2 separate regions of the Homo sapiens genome follow, and region 1 is linked to region 2. Evidence: chromatin contacts called from ENCODE Hi-C or POLR2A ChIA-PET data. All regions are on one chromosome and are shown on one strand. Each heading gives the region's core, a stretch centred on a gene start or an enhancer-like site at or near the end of the contact. The rest is flanking DNA. Distances are from core to core; before and after follow the strand shown.

Evidence for each region. A loop is a pair of places that touch in the nucleus more often than their neighbours do. ChIA-PET counts read pairs that join two places held with the same protein, here RNA polymerase II (POLR2A). Pooled maps may share reads with other maps.
Region 1: a loop to region 2 is called in a pooled map, with 4 times the contacts of the local background. The contact joins the promoter of DYM-AS1 here to the enhancer-like site in region 2. A Hi-C loop is called at or near these places in 3 of 50 pooled maps. POLR2A ChIA-PET finds 5 or more read pairs at or near these places in 3 of 52 experiments (A673, HEK293T and naive thymus-derived CD4-positive, alpha-beta T cell).

Annotation. Positions count from the first base shown.
Region 1 is chr18:49,018,832-49,025,237 of GRCh38, reverse strand. It overlaps DYM-AS1 (DYM antisense RNA 1), which reads right to left and starts at 1,535. Exons shown (of 5, transcript NR_148999.1): 1 at 1,499-1,535; 2 at 929-1,016.
Region 2 is chr18:48,710,623-48,716,717 of GRCh38, reverse strand. It overlaps CTIF (cap binding complex dependent translation initiation factor), which reads right to left. Exons shown (of 12, transcript NM_014772.3): 7 at 5,023-5,099. Among named protein-coding and RNA genes, the nearest start is that of MIR4743, 43 kb to the right of the region's middle. Within about 2 kb of position 3,101, at least 8 of the 41 ENCODE cell types and tissues checked have a DNase peak (open chromatin) inside an H3K27ac peak, as active enhancers do.

The sequences.
Region 1 (6,406 bases), core at 286-2,785, 310 kb before region 2:
GGTGGGGGTGGAAGGCACAGTTTCGTCTGAAACCACCCTTCACACACCCCCTTCTCCCAGCTCCACACGGAATCCGGGTGTATTCACGCGCTGAGGCCACCACGACAAAGTGCCACAAACAGGGCGGCTGAAACAACAGATGTGTATTTTCTGACCATTCTGGAAGCTGGATGTCCATAATCAGGGCATGGGCAGGGCTGGCTGCCCCTGAGGCCTCTTGGAGAGGCCTTGCCTGGCTCTTGGAGCAGCTGCCCTTAGTGGTGGGGCTTGCAGACGGCCACCTTCCTGCCGCGGCCTCGCACGGTTGCCCCTGGTCTGTGTCTTATCTGTGCCCTAATCTCCTCTTCTTTTAAGGACATCTGTCATGTTGGATCAGGGCCCACCGATATGGCCTCACTTTAACTTCACTACCTCTCTTTAAAAACCCCATCTCTGGGCCAGGCACAGTGACTCATGCCTGTAACCCCATTGCTTTGGGAGGCTGAGGCCAGGAGCTTGAGACGAGCCTGGGCGACATGGTGAAACCCCATATCTACAAAAAAATACAAAAATTAGCCAGGCATGGTGGTACCTACCCCTCATCCCAGCTACCAGGAAGTCCGCGGCAGGAGGATCTCTTGAGCCCAGGAGGTAGAGGCTGGGGAGGGCCGTATCATGTCACTGCACTCCGGCCTGGGGGACAGAGTGAGGCCCTGTCTCAAAAAAACAAAAACAAAACAAACCCATCTCCAACACAATCCCATTCTGAGGTACCAGGGGTTAGGACTTCAGTGGAGGAACTGGGGGGACATAATTTAGCCACAACACCAGACGCCTCTCATTACTTTGGTCTGACCCTCAGTGCTTCCCTGTTTAACCACGTTTCTTTGCTTTCCTCTTCTGTCAGGGGCCCTCCCCACTCCACACTCCCTGCCCAACATACACCCACCCATACACAGGATTGGGGGTCCGAGAGCAGCTCCTTTGCCATCCCCGCCAGCCTGAGCTTTCTTCTCACCCAGCAGAGCTGTCCATCCCTGAAGCAGAAACGTGGGGTCCACTGCTCCCAGGCAGCTCTCTCCCTGTGAACTCTGATTCTGCCTCCTCCTGGGGATGAAGGCCCCAGGGTTCCCCATCAGCCCTCCAGCCTGGCCTGATTTGTACAGCCCCTCCCTGGACCATCTCTCTGCGGCACCCCAGAGGCGGCTCAGTAGACCAGGTGACCAGGACAAGGGCCGCAGGAGGTTCGGGAGGAGAGGCAGGCCAGGGCCAGGGTGCTTTGGGCTGCCGAGGAGACGTCCCACAGGCCACCCAGGATGTGGTCTGCCCCGGGGACATGGATTTGGGGTCCTGTGCATGGGAGATAAGCATAAGCTAAGGTGGAGATCCTGGGGTACACCCACATTTAGGGGTGCTGGACAGAAGGGAGCTCCTTGGGGGGAACTGAGGCCCAGGCATGGAGGAGGAGGAAGGAACAGAAGGGAGAAGGGGTCATAGAAGCCAAGGGCCAGGGTATCACCGAGAAGGCTGGAATGGGGCTGAGAGGTGAAGAAAGGTCACGCAGAAATGAGCACAATGAATTCAGCCACCCAGAGGTGCCAGGCTCCGTGGTGACAGGAGTCTTTGTACAGGGTGGGCAGGAAGCAGGTGGCAGCTGTTTTGTTTATCAGTTACTGCATGACAAGTAACGCCAGAACTCAGCTGCTTCAAACAACCGTTTTCTTATGCACCCAGATTCTGTGGTTAGGAGATCGGACAGGGCGCAGAAGGGGCAGCTTGCCCCGTCCATGATGTCTAGGGCTCACTGGCAGGTCTCCAAAGCTGGAGCCAAAATGACCTGGACGTGAATGTCTTCCCTCAGGTCTTGGGGGGCGACGCTGGCTGTGGTCTGGGACTTCAGCCGGGGCTGTCAGCTGGAACCTGGCCTAGGGCCTGGGATTCCTCCCAGCATGGGACCTCACAGTAGCTGGACTTGGACGTGGTGGCTCAGGGCACCAAGCAAGTGTCCAGCACACCAAGCCAAGGCTCCATCACCATTCACTCCAGAGCCTGAAAAGAGGGAAGGCAGCATCATAGAGGGGCTGAAGAACATGGACCCCGGAGACAGACCACCTGGGTTCCAATCACACTCCAGCACGTACTGGCTGTGGGACCTCTCAGGGCCTCCATTTCCTTATCTATAAAATGGAGGTAATAATTGATGTTCACGCAAAGCTGTTACGAAGATTAAGCCCGTGCTGCAAGGTGGCGCCCTCAGAGCAGAGCCTGATGCATCCATGGTCCATGCCTCACAGGTGTGTGTTGCTGGAAGTGTTATCCCGAGGGGAGCTCCTAAGAGGCAAGGCATGGGCACGCCTGTGGGAGGGGAGGCGGGAGCCCAGGGAAGGGAGAGCCTGCAGCCTCGGGGGTGGGTGGTGCAGGCCTTCCAGGGGCCAGGGCAGCCTCCACGTGCAACGTCACATTTCATCTGTGCCTCAAAGTCCATATGGGGGAGATCCAGCTTGGGGACACCATGAGCAAGGGCTTGGTCAGCCCCAAATCAAGGCAGGTTCAGAGAATGGGAAGTGGCTCCACTCAGCTGAGGCCATGGCCAGTGGAGAGGGTGGCCCCAGCCCTGGCCCAGTGGGTCCTAGTTAGGGCTGTGATGATGATTTTGATATTTGAGAACATGTGGCAGGCCCAGCAAAGTGGTTTCAGGTCAGCTCTTCCATTCCAAGCCCATTCCCCTGCCCAACAGTCACTCCTTTACTTCACTGTTGCCATCCTTAAACAGGGCAGAGGCCGTGTGAGCCCATTAGGACACAGGTGTGAAATAACTCCCCAAGAGGCTGTGTGTAATCCCAGTACTTTGGGAGACCATGGCGGGAGGATCACTTGAGCCCAGGAGTTCAAGACCAACCTAAGCAACATAGTGAGATCTTGCCACTAAAAAGCATTTTAAAATCTAGCTGGGTGTGGTGGCACACACCTATATTTCCAGGAGGCTGAGGCGGGAGGATTGCTTGAGCCCAGGATGTCGAGGCTACAGTGGGCTATGATCATACCATTGTACTCCAGGCTAGGTGACAGAGCAAGACCCACCTCTTTTAAAAAAAAAAAAAAAAAAAGGCTGTGTGGACCCAAGTATGCATGCGTGTGCATGTATGTGTGTGTCTGCATGTGTGTGCACGTGCGTGTGTATGTGTCTGTGTGTAACAATCAGGGCCATCACGTTGTGGTCCAGCCAGCATGTCAAGTCTGTGTGTGGGGCGCCCTCTGCAGTTAAGCAGTGCACAACCCATGCAGCTGTACCTGGCAGCCCTGAGTGTGGACTGTGGGACCGTCTGCTAGGTAACCTCCCTGACGCCAGGCCCAGGCCCCGCCTCCCAGCCCCTCATGCCCTGCCTGCGGGAGCTACAAACCTGAGCTCACCACTCTACAGGCTCTTTTCCCTCTGGTGAGGCTGCTCCCTGGGTCTCTGGTCCTGGCATGCTCCTCCTGCAGATGCTGTGGGGACAGCAAGGTGTAGGGCGGTGTGACCTTGGCTCTGAGACTGGCTAGGCCCCTCCTCTGTTACCTGAGTCATGGAATTCTCCAGAAGTGGGCAGGGCTGAGCCCTGGAGCCAGGAGAGGTGAGGTCATGGGTTTTGTCTACCATGGGCCCTGCCATCAGGCAGGGAAGGGTGTGTCCCCTCCGTGGGGCGTGGCGGCTGAACCCAGGTTTCCCGGAGCTCCTGGCTTTGACCTAAGCCTGAGCGTCCCTCCCACAGGCCGGAGCTCTCTCGTTGGTGCTGCACCTCCATCCGGGGCTACATGTCCCCTCCACCTTTCTCACCCAACACTGGACGGCAGGGAAGCCCTGTGAGGGAAGAGGGGGTGAGTTAGGGCCCCTGGGGGCTGCGTGCTGCAGATGGAGGTGGGGGACCACACTAGCTGTGCGCTTTGCCTGGAGAGGTGGGGATGGGATGTCCTGGTGAAGGGCTAGAGGGGTAGCCAGGGCCCAGCTGTGGCAGTGGGGGCAGTGGCACTGGACTCCAGTGTGGTGACCATGCCGGCCCTGGAGGGGTCTGAGCCGGGGCATGGCTTGGCAAAGGTCATGGTGGAACTGGACAGCTGTGTGGGAGCGGAGGGGAGGCCAGGGTAGGCAGGGCCCTCACAGGCAATTGCAGCCAGGCCCTGACGACTGCAAGGGTTCCCATGCGGGATCCGGGACCCACACTGGACGAGCCCCCTGCCACTCTCCACACACTTCACCCAGTCTCAGTCACTCTCCCACCAGCTCCGAAACAGAGGGGAAACTGAGGCCTCAGGAGGTAGCTCTGGGCCCCAGCTCACACAGGGACTGCAGGGGCTTGGACCCAGCTTCCCCAGCTCCAGAGCCAGCGCCTCTTTCCCCTTGCCCGCCACGCGGCCGCCTCTGTCCGTGCTGGTGGGATTTGATTCCAGGTGATGGCCTCAGGCTGGGCGCCTGGGAGGATGTCAGTGGAGGGGGTGGTGCGTTTTGGGGCCGAGGGGAGGTGAGGAGGCTGTTTTCAGGCATGCCGAGTCTGTAGTGGGGATGACACATCCCTGTGGACATGCAGAAACCACCGGAGACATAGGTCTGGACTCGGGAGAGGCCATGACTGGGGCTTCCAATGTCAGCTCCCCAGAGGCAAGAAAGACAACTTCAGGCCACCTGAGCCTTCAGGGGATTCAGAGAGCAGAGGTGCCAGGATGGGGGAATGGGGGTAGGGTCTGGGTTGCCAGACTTCCACCCCAAACCACAGCAAGCCACCACCAGGGAGCCTGGTTTGGGGTCTGTGACGATCTATAGAAGGGGTGAGGGTGGAAGAGGCATGGGGCACAGGGTGAGGGGCAAAGGGCAGCCTCCCTGGGTGGAGAAGAAGGCCGGGGGTGGGGGAGTCTGCATATCCACCCAAGTCCCCTGTCCCTAGGGCTGGCCACGATTCCTCCTGCCCCAGAGCTGCTGGGGGATGCCGGGGCAGGAAGCTGGAGCGAGGGTTACAGCCAGGGCAGCCTGATGGCAAGAGAGACCATCCCCTCCTGCCTGACACCCCGCTCCTGTGTGGAGCACATTCATGGTTGTCACCCCGGTGCTGCCTGGGGACCAGCTCTTCACGCTCAGCAGTTACAGCAGGAGCCAGGCTGCTGGGAAACAGTGGATGTGTGGCCTGGGGGACCTTGGAGCACTTTTCCTCACTCAGTCCCAGACTCACAGGGATCCGCGCATGTACGTGCACACACACACATACACACACACCACACATCACACACACTCATTCACACACACACACTCATTCACACACACACATCACACACATTCATTCACATTCACACTCGTACACACCACACACACGCTCATTCACTCATACACACACACCACACATCACACACACACAGTACACACACACATTCACTCACATTCACACTTGTACACACCACACACATGCTCATTCACACACGCACGCCACATCACACACTCTCATTCACTCACACTCACATACCACACACACCACACACATCACACATGCTCGTTCACTCACACTCACCACATATCACACATGCTAATTCAGTCACATTCACTCACACTCACCACACACCAGACACATCACACATGCTCAGTCACATTCACTCTCATCACCACACATCACACACATTCACTCACATTCACACGCACACACTTGCTTACACACACTGACTCACTCACTCGTACTCACATGCTTGCACACACTTGCAGCCAAGATAGGGCTTATGTCATAGGACCAGGGGGACTCCAGGTGGGAGGGGGGTTCCCTGGCTGGGTGTCCTTGAGGGAAAGTTGCACTTCACAGCTGTGGCCTGCAGCCAGAGAGGACAAAGACTGTGGAAGGTCATTCAGCCTGTCGGGTGGGCCAGGGCTGGATGGCAGAGCTGTGCCCCCCATAACCCCGGGCTCCCAGCTCATTTACCCGCTGTTCTCCCGCCTCTGCTTCCCTTCAGGATGGCACCGCCAGGCCTGGGACACTGGTGCCCCAGAGCCCAGGCCTGGAGGGGCCCCTTGCAGGTGTGTGCCCAATGCCAAGGGCGCTCTGGGGCGGCCCCGCCTGAGGACCCTACCCTAGAGACTGGTTCCCCAACCTGCACCCAGAACTCCAGTCCCTTGGCGGGCAGGAGTCCCTCCCACCCCTGCCGTGGCCTGAGCGGTTCCCCAGCCATGTCCTGGGCGGTGAGGAGATGAACCAGACAGCCCTCTGCAGAAGGCCTGCCCCGAACGCCCCAGCTGGCGGCCCCCTGCTCACGCCTGGCTGCGGGGGTCTGAGGTGTCGGAGGAGCCGGCAGATCCTGGGGCACAGCAATCCCCGGGCTGAGGATCAGTTCCCGGGACACTTCAAGTCCCTGCTCTGTCCTTTCCCAGGACGAGGACACGCCCTCTCTAGACCTCACTCTGTTTCGGCGCGGTTTAATA
Region 2 (6,095 bases), core at 1,852-4,351:
AGGGTCTTCTGACATTGCTGACAGTCGGGCGGGATCATCTGGAGCTGGCAGGCTCCAGTGGCTTTTCCCTTCTATGTAGTTCAATTGGGGGTGGTGGCCGCTGTGAGCACCACCCACATGGCTCTGTTTCTAGGGAGCCATGTGGGGACGACTTCTGGGGATGTGGGGAATCCCTGGCTCCAGAGCCTGCTTAGATGCAGAGGAGCATTTAGAGGACACCAAGCCACAGTCACGGTCAATCACAGGACAGAGGCAGCAAGCACCGCTCCTCTCATCCCAACACCCTCCCATCTCCCAAATCCTCCTGGAGGTCTCACTAGTAGTTCAAGCCCCACCTCCTCCAGGAAGCATTCTGGAGCATCTCCCAGGATGGCTGCTTTCTCTAAGCCTCCTCCCTGTTAACACGTGGATGACTGACAGTCATGCACAGCGTTCTGGTTGCTTCTGGAGTCAAGGCACCATTGTGCAAGCTACAGCTCAGGCCCTCGAGAGCAGGGGCCACACCCTATACTTCCCGTATTCTCGGGCACAGCTTATGGCACAGGGTACAGCCCAACCAATCCCAGTAGGAGAACTGAACAGTGCTTCACTGCAGTGTCTGCTGTGATACACATTCAGGAGCGGGGCACTGCCTCCCGGCTGCTGGAAGTGCTGTGCAGACAGCCCTCAGCTGCCAACCCCTAGGACAACTGCTCTGGGCAAAGAGCGCAGCCCCGCCCAAGGTAACGCTCCCTTCCTTGGGCAGTCCCTGCCTGATGACCAACAGACATGGAGGTATCAAGGCCTGCCCCTTTACCCCATCTTGGGACAGCTCTTAAAGAGTCAGCCCAACTTCAGAACCTCCCCTACAGGCTCAGAACTCTCTAAGACTGCACTGCAGCCCAACTTCTCTCTGCTGATACCACTTCCTCTTTTGATCTTCTACCAGTATCAACACCAAAGGCATGCCTTTAAAAGCAGCTGCTGATAATCACTGTCCCAGAGCCTGCTTCCCAGGGAGCTCAGGCTACAACATCCATTCATTGCCTTAATGTGTTCATCTCTTAAATGCAGCCAGGGTGTGGTGGGGAGAGAAAATATCCTCCCCAGCGGTGAGGGACCTCACTCAGGGTCAACTTGGGCAGTGCGCCGGGTCTCCAGCCCTCTAGTGAGCTTGCTCTTCTGGTCTATGTGCTCTGGGCAGAAAGCTTTGAGAAAAGGGGGGGAACGAGCCTTAGCAGCCCCCGTTCCAAGCAACAGGTCTCCAACTTGCATGGGGCCAGAGCATCAGAAGGCATGCTGCTCTTTGAGGAACGCGTGGAACACTCATTTAGCACATTTATGTCACAAAATGCATAATTTTGTCTGAAATCAGCAAATGTCTTTTCTTAGCTTCCAAAAACAAACAAGTGGTTACTAGTTGTTCAAATGTCAAGAACATTCTTGAGGAAACCTTTGAACTGTCCATGAGCTTAATTTTTTTTTTTCAAAATGGAAAAAAGACATCCACAATTCACTAGACGCAGCCCATGGCATCAGGAGCAGAGTCTGCAGGTGACCACTCTGAAGGGGCCTCCTTCCCTGCTAGCCCAGGCTCTGCCCCCTCTGACAGTGTGGGTAGGGCTTTAAAAGTGGATCCAGGGGAAGGAACAATTGATCCTAGCGGCCCGCCCCTGGAGGGAATGCAGGGCAAGGCTTTCCGGGTTTGCTGCCACAATCACAGGACAAAAGCTCCCCGCTCACTGCAGACACCTGTGCTCCACACTTACCTTGAAAGCCTTCCTGAGCACCTAGGACCCCCTCTGACCTGCAGAGTGGGCCAACACTAAGACCGTGTTTCTAGGTGCTTTATTAGAATCAGCTCCTTTCAGCTCCCTGACTAGTGAACCCATTTTGTAGAAGAAGGGACAGGGCTTTCAAAAGTGATGTAATTGGCAAGATCATAGGGTGAGTGAGGAGAGGAGGTGGGATTCCCATCCAGCTCCTAATTCCAGGGCATGTCCCTAAACTGCTATATAATTCAGCTTGCTAACAGCCTCAGACTTAAACAAGTGGAAAATAAAAGCAGTAAGGCACACAAAAACCCCTGAGAGTGCAGCTGGAACTGGGATGGGACACAGACTTTGATGAAGCCTAGGACTTTAGGTCCCAGTCTGAAAATCCCTGCTCCAGGCTGTGGGAAATTGCATGCTCCTAGCTTCAGCAGCACGCTCATGCTGCCTGGAGTTTGCAGCTATCGGACACCAACTCCAGCCACTTTGCAGGAAGATGGAAAGCCACAGACTCCTCTCCATTCCAAGGAGAGCCACCAAGCCACCAGAGGGATACAGCTGGCCCCTTCCCTTCATATGGTGGGGGGAGATCAGAGGCATGGCACAGATGCTGGCTGTGCCCTTTGTCCACCAAATCTGATTCTGGTCACTTCTCCCTTTGCCACCATGCGTGCCCAGGAAATGCAAGCCCCTCCCAGTGTAGTTTAAGCCCAGAATATTAGGAAGGTGAACCTGCTGCACACAAGTATGGACTTCCAAGGTCAAATATGCAGGTTTGACACTTAGCAAGGCTACTACTATGGGTCATTAGCTGGGAAGGTTAGGGGTCACCTGATAATATTCTGCAGCGGCTCTTTGGGTGGCAGAATCCCACGATTTCCCAAAACAGACTCAGGAGACCCCTGCTTTTAGACAAAAAGGTCCTTAAACTATATGGCTGCCTGCTTTCCTCCTGAAAGTCCCCATCACCTGAGGACTCCACGACAGCTCCAGGCTGTGAGTGAGTAACGGATTCTACCGCATCTAGAAGAGGAATTAGAGCGGGGCGCCCCGACGAGCACACGCTCTGTGTTCAGGCATGGCTGCTGCTCTGACTTGCACAGTGTTGCCCCAAATGGTCAAGATGTTTGCTCCATAAGTCTGTCTTCGGTCTAGCTGAAAACTCTGTTCTTCCATCCAAGCTGACTTCCTCTAGTCTGGGTCCCTGTGGACATGGAGGCAGCGGCCCCTCATCTCTCCGTATAAATCTTTCATGAGTTTCACGGCACGATGTTCCTTCCCTCCGGCCTCCTCTTCCCTGGCCCCAGCCCTCCAGCACTCCTCACAGGACATACTTTCCACCCCTTTAATCATCTTTATTGCCTCACTTTGGACCCTGGCCCGTCCACATCCTTTGGGAGGTGTGCTGACCTAACCCGGACATTGGTGAATGTGAGCGCAGCTCAGCGGAAGCTCGGCTTCCCAGCCGTTGCATGCCGCGCTCCTCTTCCTACATCCCTGGGTCACGCTGCTGCTTTCCGGAGGCCTGCCACTGTCCAGGGTCTTCCTGCTGAGTGAGGTGACCTGGCCCAGAAATGGACATGCAGGCTGACCTGGATGCTGGGTGGCAGCCTGCCATTGCCTGGGCGCAGAGAGGTGGGGCAGAGGGTGACTTCTCATCAGGAAGCTCGGGGACTCTCCACACCTCCCAGACACACACTCTGGGTCTTCCCTGCCATCAGAGACTACAGGGCCAGAGGCAGAGGACATAAAGCCTTTGCTCTCTCTGACACCTCCCAGGCCCCTGTGAACCCTATTCCTCCTTGAGGGGTGCTGCCTCCTTCTTCCCTCTACCAGGAACCCAGAAACCAGGAATTTGCCTCTGTGATGCTGCACAGCAAAAAGGCAGCACACACGATGCGATAAACTGTACTCTGGTCAAGGCAGGAACAGGCCTGGGTCCACCTCTTCCTGCTCAGTGTTCCTTTTTGATGCCTGGTGCTTCTACAGAAAGTGTCTGGTGGTTCTGATTTCTAAGCCAGGACACTGCCTTCTTCCCAAGCTACTTATACATTTGCCATCCTCTGTGAATGTGTTCAGATCCACTTAATCCACCAGTGGATGACAAAGCAGTCTGGGCACCCAGGCCTACATCCACCCTGAGAGTTGCAGTCACCACCTAATAATCCCTATTCAGGGTGTGCATGCGTAGGGAAGGATCAGAGACCCTGGTCTCAGCCTAAGGAGGTGGCCAGCCAGCCTGAGCACAGGCGCCGCTAGGGTTCTGAGCAAGGCATGTCCACCGGCTGTTTCTTGGCCCTCAGAGAACATTCTCTGTTCATTAAAGGTAGAACCAAAAGCCGTCATCTTTATCTAAGAATATATTCCCTATAGAGGAACACCTCATTTTAATTCCTGAGGCATAAGCCTTTTTGTTCGTTCTTTTTTTGGTATTTCCATCCAGAAATAATTTATGCATGTTCAAGCAAAAAATATACTCTAACTCCCCCTTTTGCATAAATGACCACACATAAGAAACATTACTCTGCACCTGAATTTTTTCCACTTAAAATATATCTTGAAGATCTCCCCTTATAAGAAAGCCTTTTTGAAAATAAATGCACACATTCCCAGGATGCTCAATTTCAGCTGCATGTTCTTATCCAGGGCTACCTCATTGCCCCTTTCCTGGCCCCATTGTCACTCGGGAGTCTGAGCTCCACAGGAGATCTCGGTTTCTGCCTTAGTTTAAGTGGGTTCCCCCAGGAATTTGGGAGCAGTAGCATGTGCCATTGCTGATCTGTGTGTTGCCTGTGACAGCAGAGCCAGCACGCATGAGGGACAACCCCCAATGACCAGGGAGGAGGAAAACAGATACTCTTGCACTTGTGAGCTCCAGGAGCCTCCTGGAGGCCATGTCTCAAAACACACAGCCAGCCAGTCCTATTTTCTGAGGACCACTATTGTTGCTTTGAGGTCAGCGGAAACAGCATTTTTCCTCCTGAACTGCAAAGCCTGGTCACTGCCTGACCCCCAGGAAGAGGCAGTGGTGATGGTGGGCTCTCAGCCAAACGCCTGAAGGGAGCCAATCCCTAGGCCAACAAGAGAAGTGGAGCCGCCACTCTGCCCCTGGGGAATCCCCAGCCAGTAACCAACCCACGATGCCACCAACCCCATCTCATCAGGATCAGCTGGTGACTGGGAAAAGCGAAATGCAGGCCAAAGCTGACGTCGCTACAGATGGCAGAAGCAGGAAAGGAAAACCCAAAGCTCACGACGAAGTCTCTCCTACCTTCGATCATTTCTCCTCCTGCGGAACAGCTTCTTGGTGTGTGCGATCTCCACTTCATGGGGCATCGGGTGGTAGCCCTGTGTCATGGGGGGAGGAAGGGGGATCATTAGTAACTCCTGAAAGAGAGCAAAGCACCTCTGGGACTGCACTAAGTACACCAGCATCTAAGACAGAAAGACATCAAGAGTTTGGAGAGACTAGACTCTAACCACCAAATCCAGACTGAAAAAGGAAAAACAGTAGAGTCAATGAACTTCCTACCAGGCAGTGATGCTGGAATTACAGAATCAAAGAACAGTAGGGACAATGAGGACCTTAGAATCCATTATGTCCAAGTCCTTGAATTACAGATGAGACATTCAAATCTGGAAAGATGAACAAGCTGGTTCAAGGTTTTGCAGAAAATGAGCAACAGAGCTGGGGCCAGGTTCTGCAGCTCACTGGCTGTGCATCCCAGGACAAGTTACTTCTCTAAGCACAAGTTCCATAACACAATGGGAATGTTACCCTTCTTCTCTGGGCTGCTAGAGGACCAAGGAGGTGAAGCCTGAAAACCCTAAGCCCTGTGAAGAGGAAATTTGTCTCCTAAACCTAGTCCAGGCACCCCCAGTGAAATTTTTACCCAAGATCTTCTTTCCCTATATTGCCTAGGGAGTATTTAGGAAAACATGGAATTAGCTAAATTACTTTTTCAGCATTACTATCATCATTATTATTATTATTTGAGACAGGGTCTTGTTTTGTCATCCAGGCTGAAGAGCTGTGGTACAAACACGGCTCACTGCAGCCTTGACCTCCTGAGCTCAAGCAATCCTCCTTCCTCAGCCTCCCGTGTAGCCAGTATCATAGGCACACATCACCACGCCTGGCTTGTTTTTTGATTTTTTGCAGAGATGGGGTCTCACTTTGTTGCCCAGGCTCCTTTTTCAACTTTAAAGGAGGAACTGGGGAAAATTCTAAGGATAGTCTTTTGCGTATTGTCATCATGACAGCAACTATTTCTACATCTACATCAAGGTTGGAGAGAGACCCTCTATTTGCAACCCAGGGCAGATCCTGCAAATGCAGGATCA